Regions from separate parts of the Homo sapiens genome. Here region 2 is linked to region 1. Evidence: chromatin contacts called from ENCODE Hi-C data. All regions are on one chromosome and are shown on one strand. Each heading gives the region's core, a stretch centred on a gene start or an enhancer-like site at or near the end of the contact. The rest is flanking DNA. Distances are from core to core; before and after follow the strand shown. Region 1 overlaps MACROD2 (mono-ADP ribosylhydrolase 2). Region 2 overlaps KIF16B (kinesin family member 16B).

What was found. A loop is a pair of places that touch in the nucleus more often than their neighbours do. Pooled maps may share reads with other maps.
Region 2: a loop to region 1 is called in a map with no recorded cell type, with 13 times the contacts of the local background. The contact joins two enhancer-like sites. A Hi-C loop is called at or near these places in 4 of 37 single-sample maps with no recorded cell type and 1 of 50 pooled maps.

What each region holds. Positions count from the first base shown.
Region 1 is chr20:15,315,273-15,321,254 of GRCh38, forward strand. All of the region lies in intron 6 of MACROD2 (mono-ADP ribosylhydrolase 2), which reads left to right. Among named protein-coding and RNA genes, the nearest start is that of MACROD2-AS1, 390 kb to the left of the region's middle. Within about 2 kb of position 2,444, at least 2 of the 41 ENCODE cell types and tissues checked have a DNase peak (open chromatin) inside an H3K27ac peak, as active enhancers do.
Region 2 is chr20:16,388,274-16,394,255 of GRCh38, forward strand. The region is part of intron 17 of KIF16B (kinesin family member 16B); the gene reads right to left. Among named protein-coding and RNA genes, the nearest start is that of KIF16B, 180 kb to the right of the region's middle. RefSeq lists a silencer at 4,375-4,434. Within about 2 kb of position 2,843, at least 2 of the 41 ENCODE cell types and tissues checked have a DNase peak (open chromatin) inside an H3K27ac peak, as active enhancers do.

The DNA.
Region 1 (5,982 bases), core at 1,194-3,693:
AGAATAGCCAAAGAAATAATGGCCAAAGCTCTCCATATTTGGTAAGATGTAAAAATCCACACATATAAGAAGCTCAATGAATCCCGAGAAGGATCGACACAAAGAGACTCACGGTGAGACACATTATAACCAAACTGTTAAACACTAGAAACAAAGAAACTCTGAAAAGCAACAAGGGAGCAGTGACTTGTGTCCAAGAGATGCTCAACAAGATTAAAAGCAGATTTCTCATTCCATGGAAGCCAGAGAGAGCAAAATGATATATTTAAAGTACTCAAATGAAAAGACAGAAACAACAACAATCAACCAAGAATTCTATATCTGACAAAATTATCCCTCAAAAATGGAGAAATTAAGACATTTACAGATGGACAAAATCTGAGGAAGTTAATAGTAGACCTGCCCTATAGGAAATGTTAAACAGAATTATTCAGGCTAAAATGACAGTAAGTTGAAGTCATATGTAGAAATAATGAACTCTGGTGAAGGTAAATGCATAGGTAAATGTAAAAGCCAGTATTATTTTATCTTTGGTTAATAACTCCTCTTTTGATTTCTTATATGATTTAAAAGGCAAATGCACAAAAAGTATAAATATATGGTTAATTGCCTCACAGTGCATAAAGATGTAATTTGTAACAATAACAACATAAAGCAGGCAAAAGCTGCATTTGGACACTCTTTTTATCTATTGAAGCTAAATTGATATCAATTCAAAATAGATTACTGTAAATTTAGGATGCTAATTATAATTCCCACAGTAACCACTGAGAAAATATCTTTAAAAAACACACAAAAAGAAATAAGGAAGAAGTAATAATGGCACACTAAAAAAAAAAAAAGTCAGTTAACCCCAAAAGAAAGCAATAATGAAGGAAATAAGGAACAAAAAAAGTATAACATATACAGAAAACAAATAGCAAAATGACAGAATTAAGAACTTCCTTATCAGTAATTATTTTAAATGCTCATGGATAAAATTTTCCCAAAGGCAGAAATGGTCAGACAGATAAAAACACGATTCCAGAGATTACTTTAGATCTAAAGATAAATGTGGGTTCAAAGCAAAAATATGGATAAAGATATTCCATGCAAGTAGTAACCAAAAGAAAGCCAGGGTGGCTCTACTAATATCAGGCAAAATGATCTTTTAGTCAAAAGCTATTAAAAGAGAGAAAGAAGGACATTAAATATTAATAAAAGAGTCTATTCTTTAAGAAGCCATAGCATTTATAAACATATAGGCAACAAACAACAGAGCCAAAAGATATGAAGCAAACACTGATGGACTTCAAGGGAGAAATAGATAGTTCTACAGTAACTATTAGAGATTTAAATATCCCACTTTCAGTAATGGATAGAACACTGAAATGGAGACCAAGAAGGACATAGAGAACTTGAATAGCACCATACACCAACTAGACCTGACAGAGATTTTGAACACTCCATTCCACAACAGCTGAATACACATTCTTCTCAATTTCTTCTGGGCCTGTTTCCAGAATAGACCATACGGTAGGCCACAAAAACAATTTTCAATTAATTTGAAAAGACTGAAATCATGTAAGTGATCTTCTCTGACCACAATGACATGAAGTTAGAAACCAATAACAACAACAACAAAAAATACTGGAAAGTCCACAAATATGTGAAAAATAAAATTAAATAACACACTCTTTAATACCAATAAACCAAAGAAGAAATCACTCTGGTAAATTGCAAAATTCCTAAACATGAATGAAAATAAAAACACACATACACAAACTTACAGGATGCAGAAAAAGCAGTGCTCAGAGGGTGACTTATAGCTGTAAATGCCAACATTAAAAATAAAGATCTCAAATCAATAATCCAATTTTGCACTTTAAGAAAGTAGAAAACAATAAGCAAACTAAGCCCAAGGCTTGTATTAAAAAAGGAAATAATAATTATTAGAGCAGAGATAAATGAAATAGAGGATAGAAAAACATCAGAGTAAACCTGGAGGACCTTGACTAATTCCCCTGACTAAACGAAAATGGTGATATTTCTATAGACCTACAACAAAAATATCATAAGAGAATATTCGAACTATTACAGAACAGAGATAAAATTGACAAGTCTCTAGAAACATACAATGTAGCAAAACTGACTCAAGAAGAAACATTAGTATTAGTGTTCTCCAGTGAAACAGAGCTAAGAAGATATCTATATCTCTGTCCATCCATCTAATCTATCTATCTATCTATCTATCTATCTATCTATCTATCTATCTGTCTATCTATCTCTATCAAGATATTTATTATAAAGAATTGGTTCACTTGATAATGGAGGCTGAAAAGATCCAAGATCTGGAGAACCAAAAAAGTTGAGAATATAAGTTCCAGTCCAATGGCTTTTTGAGTCTGGCAGGCTTCAGACTCAAAAACAACCAGTGTTTCAGTTTGAGTCTAAAGGCAGAAAAATAGCAATGTTTCAGCTAAAGGTAGTCAAGCAGAAGGGTTTCTTTTTATTTAGTTTTTTTTGTACTGTTGAGGTTTTCAGTTAACTGGTTGAAGCCCAAGCACATTAGGGAGGAAGGACAGTCTGCATTACTCAGTCTACTAATTCAAATGTTAATCTCATCCAGAGACACTGTTACAAAAACACCCAGAATGATGTTTGGCCAAATGTCTGGGACCAGTCAAGCTGATACATAAAATTAGCCATCAGAGATATAGTTAATAAAACTAAAAGTTAGATCCTTGAAAAGATCAACAAAATTGTCAAATCTTTAGCAAGACGAAGAAAAAAACAGAAGTTGCACTTAATTGAAATCAGAAGAAAACAGAAGTTGCACTTAACTGAAATCAGAAAAAAATAGAAGTTGCACTTAACTAAAATCAGAAATGAAAGTGGTGACATTTCTATAGACCTTCTACCACGAAAAGATCATAAGAGAATATTTGAACTATTGTATGCTAACAAATTACAAAACATGGATGAAATTGACAATTCTCTAGAAGCATACAAGGTAGCAAAACTGACTCATGAAGAAACAAAATTTGAACAGATTTATATAACAAGAAATTATATCAGTAATTAAACACTTCCCAACAAAGAAAAGCCTAAGACCAGATGGTTTTACTGGTGAATCTACTCAACATTTAAGCAATTAACAGCAATCCTTCTCAAACTTTTCCAAAAAATGGAAGAGGGAACATGTTCTAACTCATTCTATGTGGCCAGCTTATCCTGATACCAAAGCCAGACAAAGACATCACTAGAAATAAGAAAATTATGGACCAAAATCCCTTATGATTATAGATGAAGAAATCCTCAAGAAATACTAGCAAACTCAATTTAATAGCATATTAAAAGGATTATACATTATAACTAAATGGGATTTATCACAGAAATGCCAGAGTCATTCAATAAGATAACAGCAATCAATGTAATACACCATATTAATAGAACAAAGGAAAAAATAATTATCTTAACCAGTGCAGAAAAAGAATTTGACACAATCCAAAACCTTTCATGAGAAAAATACTCAAAAACTAGAAATGGGAGAAACTTTCTCAACATGTTAAAGGACATTTATGAAAACCTGATGATTAATACCATGGTCAATGGTGAAAGACTGAAACCTTTCTCTTTAAAATTAAGAACAAGACAAGGATGTTTGCTTTCAATATTGCTGTTCAACATTGTACTAAAAGTTCCAGACAGAGGATGTAGGCAAGAAAAAATAAGGAGCATTAAAATTGGAAAGGAAGAAGTAAAACTATTTCTAATGGCAGATAACATGATTCTCTATATTAAAAATTCCAAAAATCCACAAAAAGAGAAAACTGCTAGTGTTAGTAAACAAAGTCAGCAAAGTTGCAGGGCACAACATCAATACACACAAATCAGTTGCTTCTATATACCAGTAATTAACAAACTGAAAAGAAAATTAAGAATATACTTTTCTTTAGAATAAGAGCAAAGGAATAATATATGCAGGAATAAATTTAAATAATAAATGAATTGTACACTTAAAACAATAAAACATTGCTGAAAGTAATTCAAGAAGCTATAAATAAATGGAAGGCATCTAATGCTTATGAATTAGAAGACTTAAAATTGTTAAGATGGCAAAAATACCCAATGCTATGTATAGATTCTATGAAATCCCTCTCACAATTCCAATTGTCCTTTTTTGCAGAAATGAGAAAGTCACCTACTAGAATAGCATTAATCCAAAATCTGAAAATAGCAAGTGTTGGTGAAGATGTGGAGAAACTGGAACCTTTATGCAATGCTAATGGGAATGTAAAATGGTACAGCCTCCGTAGGAAACAGTTTGGCAGTTCCTTAAAAGGCTAAATATAGAATTACATCATCCCCTAGAATTTTCACTTCTAGGTAAATACCCCAAAGAGTGAACAACAGGAACTCAATCAATACATGTGCATTGAAGCACTACGCACAATAGCCAAACTGTGGAAATGCATGAATGGAGAAATTAATTGTGGTATACAATGGAATATTTTTTAGCCATAAAAAGGAATGAAATACTGAACATGCTATACTGTGGGTGAACCTCAAAAAAGTTATGCTAAGTGAATGAAGCCAGACACAATAGGTCCCATATTGTATAATCTCAATTATATGAAATATCTAGAATTGGTAAATCCATAGTTATAGAAATTAGTTTTTTCATTGCCAGGGGGCTGTAATCCCAGCACTTTGGGAGACCGAGGTGGGCGGATCACCTCAGGTCAGGAGTTCGAGACCAGCCTGGCCAACATGGTGAAACCCCATCTCTACTAAAAATAAATTGCTGAGCGTGGTGACTCATGCCTGTAATCCCAGCTAATCAGGAAGCTGAGGCAGGAGAATCGCTTGAACCCAAGAGGTGGAGGTTGCGGTGAGCCAAGATTTTGCCACTGCACTCCAGCCTGGCAACAGGGCAAGACTCCATCTCAAAAAAAACAAAACAAAACAAAAAACATTGTCAGGGGTTTAGAGGAGGGGGAAATAGCTAATGAAATTATTACTTATTGAGTAAGGAATTCCCTTTGGGGTGACAAAAATGTTTTGGAACTAGATAGATGTTCACATAGTTGCACACATTTTGAGTATACTAAACGCCATTGAATCCTTCACTCAAAATGGTTAATTCATGTTCTTGAATTTATCTGAATTGATACAAAAGTAAACACAATACATGTCTTCTTTACTTCAGCTTCTGTTTACCAGACTACTTGGTGAGAGGAAATAGATTCTTAGAGTCTGACAGACCTGGGTTCAAATTCCTCATTCATTCATTTTATCCATTTGATAAGTTAAGATATAAATATCACCACAACAAATTGTTGTAGGGATTAAATAAGATAAACAGGTGCATTAATGAAGGGTAAGTAATACTAGCTTCAATTGCTAGTGTTTCTTTCTAATGCAGCAGTCCATTGTGGGTATTCCTGAGTAGGGAAACATTATCTATGGTCATCAGGCACTTACTCCTTAGGTCCCTGTAGTATTCTTCTATCAACCAGCAAGCAGAGAAAGACATGGTAGATCTCTTATGGAAAGTTGTTATGAGATGGTACTGGATAATGGAATACATCACTTCTTTTCAAACTCCACTGATGGTAACTCAGTGTCATTGCCCTGCCTAGCCACAGCAGAGGCTGAGACATGTAGACTGTGTTTCAGGAAGAAGAAAAAGATTTGGGTGAGGAAAAAAACAACTCTTGAGGTATCGTACTTGTATGAAGCTTCTTGTTCAGTTTGTGATAAGCACTTAATAAATATGAACTCTCTTCTTTGTGGGTAAGTGAGAATCCCTGGCAGCTTCTGCAAAGTTGTTTCAAAATGCATGCCATCCTGATGACAGGCCACTCGTTGTGGCCTTATGGCAAAGTCAGTTGATAGGGCTGCCAGGCAGACAGTGAGCAGAATTCTTTCTGGACTCTGTTCCTGCTTGTTCTTTTTTTCTTTTGTGTTTTGGAACTTCCCTTGACTTTGGTCCCATTT
Region 2 (5,982 bases), core at 1,593-4,092, 1.1 Mb after region 1:
ATATTACATATTTACTAATCATACTCCAAAATGCACCTATTTCCATAATCAATGATAATTATTTGGGATAGTAAAACTCAGTAGAATGTAAAATATAAATGTGAGTGTGTCATTATCAAGGAGAGAACATCAAGAATAATTGTATTTGAAGGTGGCTTTATTTTAAATATGTGTAATTCATTATCTTACTTTACTGGAATTATCATGGCCCCCCATTCTAATTTCCCAAATGTTATAATTAAAAGGAAACCACAAAGAATGTAATTTTTGCAGGTGTTTTTAACATTTTTAAATGACACTTGGAAGTATACTTACTGTGTTAAGTCCAACAAAAAAAGCATAGCATACAACCTATTTTTTTTTTTAAATCAGAGATAGCCTTTTCTTTTACATTAAAAGAGATCTACCATTTTTAGGTATAACTGCACATACTTCAATTAATCTTCCTGTTATCATCGGCAATAAAAAAATGAGGGGGTGGGAATTTCTCAGCTTATACCATAAAGAAGGAGGGAGGGAGAAAGAAGGGAGGAGAGAGAAGTGAGGAAGATTTAAATGAACTGAAAGCATAAATACCTGCATCCTTGTGTGTCTTCATGGTGATTCGTGTTGTACCTATGATGTCGTTTCAGTTTCTAAACAGAGTATGACTGCCCAGGTCCAGTCAATGCTTGAGCAGGCAGCTGCAGTGCGGGTAGATAGGGAGGGTAACGGAAGCTGAGTCCAGCCCACAACATGCACGGAAGGGAGACCCCCTGGCAACAGAGGCGGTCTCCCTATGGGACAGTCATATTGGTAAAGTTCCTGGCATGGATATTACTCTATTATCTCAGTGGGCACATGATCAGACAAGGAAAAACTTCTTGGTCAATGCGTAGGCCTGGCTTTTTCCTAGGTGACTTTTAGGCTACTGTCAAATATAGGGATTACTTCATGGGCATGTGACCCATGCAGCTGCACAGGGCCCTGTGCTCAGACAGGTCCCATATTTGATTCTCTGCTGTGGCCATCTTGAAATTCTTAATGATATTAGAACAAGAGGCCCAACTTTCAATATGTACTGAACTCTGCAAATTATGCAGCTAGTTCTGATCAAGCATATGTCATCTTTGAAAGAACTCCTGGCCTTTTGCCTGGAATGCTCGGTAGTATTCCTCAGTCCAGAGAACCAGAAAAGGACTAGAACTCAATGGACGGTGTTTCACCTTTCCCTGATGCTTCACTAGGGTTTAGTTCCGACTACAGAGGGTTCTTCAATGGTTTAGACAAAAAATGATTGACCTTTTCACCACACTACCATCCCCTAGGAAACTTCAGCCTTCTCAAGCACCTCACAACTGAGCAAATCCCATGGAGACTAGGGGATCTTAAAGACTAAAGAGAATGTTTGAATTTGGGTGAAGGGGTTTGTGCTTGTCCTATCCAATCTTCTTCCTAGCCTTGTGAACCTAACATTCTAGATGTTCCTTGAAGGCTAAGCAGAAAGCAGTTATTTCACCCAGGGTAGGCTCTGGGAGACTGATGAAAAGAAGAACCCAGCCATCCATCAGGTTTCCAGCTCTTCATGGAAAGGCCTTGAAGTCTTTCCTGTGTGAATTAGCTCTCAGGTAAACTTTCATTAGAAAGGTAGGAATAGCTGTTTTGTAGAGACAATTAGAATTTCTACACTACTCACTCCCACTCACCCTTTTTTCAAATCATTGTCAGGGTATCCCACAGTAGGCGGACTTACATAAAATTACAATTCGAGGGGTGTGTATCAAGATGGGGGTGGGATACAAGAAGTCTCACAATGCAATTTATTCTAGAAGGTTGTGAAATTAAACCCTCTTAAGTAAACGTCAGAGTTTATAACTTAAAAATTCAAAACACTCTGGGAATGGTTTTCTAATAAATTTCCAAATTGCTGGTCTAGAAGGTACTCACTAAAGACTTTCCAAGGAGCCAGTCTTAAGCCTTTTGCATTGCAAATGGAAAGTGCCCTAAGAAAAAAGGATTGGTTTTTTAAAAAATAATAAAATTTGATATCATAAGCATTTTCACTAAGTTTCTCCCCGGCCTATTTCTCATAGCAATGGTATAACTTGCTCTGAAAATGACAGCTAGGACCATAGATGTGAAACCCAGAGGCTTTCCTAATCAAGCCAGAGGATCACAGGCAGTCTGACTGGATAGACACTTGAAATAGATCATACAATGAACTCGTACACACCCCACCTCCCCTGCCCCTCCATCCTATTTTACAGGCCAGAAGAATGAGGCCCATAGAGTGTGAGAGAGAGGGCCCAGGTGAACTCCTTTTAAGAGTCTGGACTCAAGCCCACCTCTTCCAACTCCTCATCCATTCTTCTACCCAGGCTGGAATTCTATCTCACCTTCTCAACCAAACCATGGTACTTTTTATACCAGAAGGAGCCTCTCAAAAGTTAAAAATGATCCATCATTACAAAATATACCTCTTCCCATTGGACAAACCAGAAGAATGCACCACATAATTTTCCTCCCACTTCCTTCAGCCATGCATTCTACATATACAACAAAACTTGTCCTGGCACCTGCTGTGAACAGGCAGGACTCTGAGTAGAATAAAGAATGGACAGCGTGCCTTTGGATACTCTTAAGTGAGTGAAACAGAGTGAAAGAAAACATGCTCATATATCGATCACACAGAATGTAAGGAGCCCAGTGGGAAAGGGCATGTTTTCAACAGGAGACGGGGTGGAGGGACAGCATTTATAGGGATGAGAGGAAGCCTTGCAGAGGAGGTGTTGTCTGAGCTTGGCCTTGAAAAACGGATAGAATTGTGATGAGCATAGTGTGGGTGGGGGAAGATCCAGTGGAAGAAAAACAGAAGGAAGACAAATGAGAGGTACACAGAGGAAGCTATACAGAGCCTCAGCTGGCTACTGCTCTGATTAAATAAAGGGAAGTGATGAGAAATAACAGGGAAGTTAGACTGTGAGCAGAATATTAAAGGTCCAGATGACACACTCTCGAGGGCACCTTCCTGGGCAAGCTTCTCTTCTGCCTCCCCTGCCCATGAGTCCTCTATCACAGCACGGGGCAGGACATTCAGGAACTGGTGGTTCACTCGCCCATAATTCACCTGGTCAACATGCCAGGCACTATCCTAGGCACTGTGGTCTCAGCAAAAGAAATCAAGTCTCTTCCCTCATAAACCTCTATACCAGTGTGGGGTTGAGCTAACTAATACATAATGCGTATGCCGTGAGATAAGTACTATGAAAAAGCATAAAGCTGGGGAAGAGGAAGGACTGAGAAGAGGACATTCAGGACAGAGCTGCATGAAGGAAGGGAGTGGCCATGAAGATGCATCTGGTGCCAACATGAGGGATGAGCCAGGCCACAGGCCAGGAGGGGATGTGTGCAGGACAATGGAAGTACAGAAGGACCACATGGTGCCAGCAGGAGAAGAAACCAAGGGAGGGTGGCCACAAGAGAAGAATCATGGCCCAAGAGGGAGCTAGGGTGGACACCACTCAGGGCCTTTCAGGTCACAGAGGGCAGAGGTTGTCTCCCCCTCCACTGGGGTTTTCAGAGGACAGAGATCCCCACCTGGCTGACCATGTATCCTGAGGGCTTTCTGTAAGGCACAGAGTAGGTTTCAACCGGTGATTTCTATGGGTAGTGTTTTGAAGACAGTGGCATGAGCTTCACAGCCAGAAACACAATGACAAGGAGTTACAGACCACCTGAGTGAGGAGATGGTGTCAACCGATGTCCATCTCTTTGCCGTAAGAAATAACTTTTAATACCCTGCATGCTCTCATGTTTACAATAATTCACTGCAAAAAATTTAGAAAGCACAGGTAAGTGTCCTACACCATGACTCCTTTATTTTGTTCCCAGCCCTCAGCCTTTCCGGCCATACAGATGCACTCACAGAGAAGAGCCTACCAGAGAGTCTATTATTTAATCATTTCCTCATAATATACACCTTGGACAAATCAGCAAATCATTAACTATTATTCTACAACATAGTTTAATATCATGGGATTCTATAACATAGATGCACCATGATTTATGTACACAATTTTATATTGTTGGAAATGTACATGGGAAATTATCCTGAAAAACCATTTTGGTGACGTCTATAGTGGGTGGCCCAAGAAGGGGCTGGTTTAAGGAAAGAAACACTGTGCACATTTGTGGGTAGAGGGAACAGAGAACAGAGAAGGGAAACTTGAAGATGCAAAAGAGATTCATAAAAGGCACCGCAGTTCCTCTGCCATGACGATACACTGTTGAAGTGAAGAGCTTTGCAAGTCCACCTGACACATGTGTACGCCTCTGAGATCGCACATGTGAAAGACAACATGCCGATACGCCTAACCAGGCAATGCTGAAAATGTGCGCCTCTGTATCCCAGACCAGGGCTGCCAGAGGTCTCAGAGCACCAGCCTGTCTGCCATGCTCAGCTCTCTGTTGCAGTGCATTTTCTTTTCTAGGTCTCCAACCCAGTGGTATAGTCCTTCCTTCCCTTATTTCTCTCCCTGACATTTCCCTCCTTATTCCTCCCCAAGTTGCTTTAATTTAAGCAGCAGTTGCCATCAAAGAAAGAATTCTGGGCGTGGATTTAGCTGACAAAATAACAAAGCAGACCAAGATTTATATAAAGATTAATTGAAATGTTATCAACAATTTACATGGAAAAAAAAGGAAATAGTTCTGAGTGTCTTTAATGATTAGTCAAAAGTTAAATCAATAATGATATAAACATAAAATGAAGAATCATATTCAACGGCGTGAGAAAAAGCACACAATTAAATGTTTAAAAAAAGTAGAAACTGTATATCTAGTGCAATCTCAATTCTGTTTTTTAAATACTCTATATAATGCATAATTACAATATCTGATGTACACTTAAATATATGTACTTAAAATATAAGCAAATATTACAAATATAAACCAATCATGTTTTCTTGGTGAAAAGATTATGAATACTTGTGATTACTTTATTCATTTCTGAATGTGTTACTTTTTATAATAAGCATTTCACTTTATAATGGGAGTAACTACCTATTTAAAATAATTTTTTCAATCTACACTGGTTATAGCAATTGTTTTACTTCTGCTTTGCTTCTATCAATCTGTGGTTCATTTCAATTTATTTCCAACAATGATGACAATTAACCTTAGGTCATGAGATACGGGAGTTGCTGGTGATGGTTAAACATACGGTGTCACTGACTTGGAAGCCAGCCATTGCAGGTTAAGAGTCATGGTCTGTGATAAAAGGAGGGTATGGAAGTTCCTTATCTGGAAACAGTTCACACATACACACATTCAGTCAAGAATTATTCCCTTAAACACCTACTTAGAAGTTGGAATACAGTACTGAAAAAACCAGACTCTTCCACTTACCACTAAATACAGAGACCAAGAGTAGACAGTTGTACAAACAGATATAATCACCAACTACTTAAAGTGCTAACAAGAAAAGATAGAGGATGCTATGAATAAGTAGCCCAGGAGGTAAAATTTGGACTGAGTTTGGTAAATCCTCTTTGAGGAAGTGACATTTACATGGAGATTTTGGAGACAATGTAGGATTTGGTCATGTGAAGAGCCGGTGGACAAATGGACAAGTGTTCTAGAAGGAGAGAATAGCATATGCAAAGATCCAGAAGCAAAAATGAATGTGTACAACTGGAAACCTTGACTGAATTAGCAACATGTTCTAATCAAATGAGTTAACAAATTACAGAGCCGGTGACACGTAATCAAGTTAATATGTTACTGCCAAGGAAAATCATGCTACCATGTAGGACTAGGAGGAAACCTACTTTCTCCCACCATTGCCTGTAACTGCCATTCATCATTTCACCAGAACAGTCTCATTTGCTCAGCTGACCTTGACAATTCAGTTTTAGATTGTGTGGTTATAAAATGGCTGAAGCAAAATGCATCCCACCACTCAGACAATACAATCTGAAGTAACTGAATAAAGACAGATTGTTC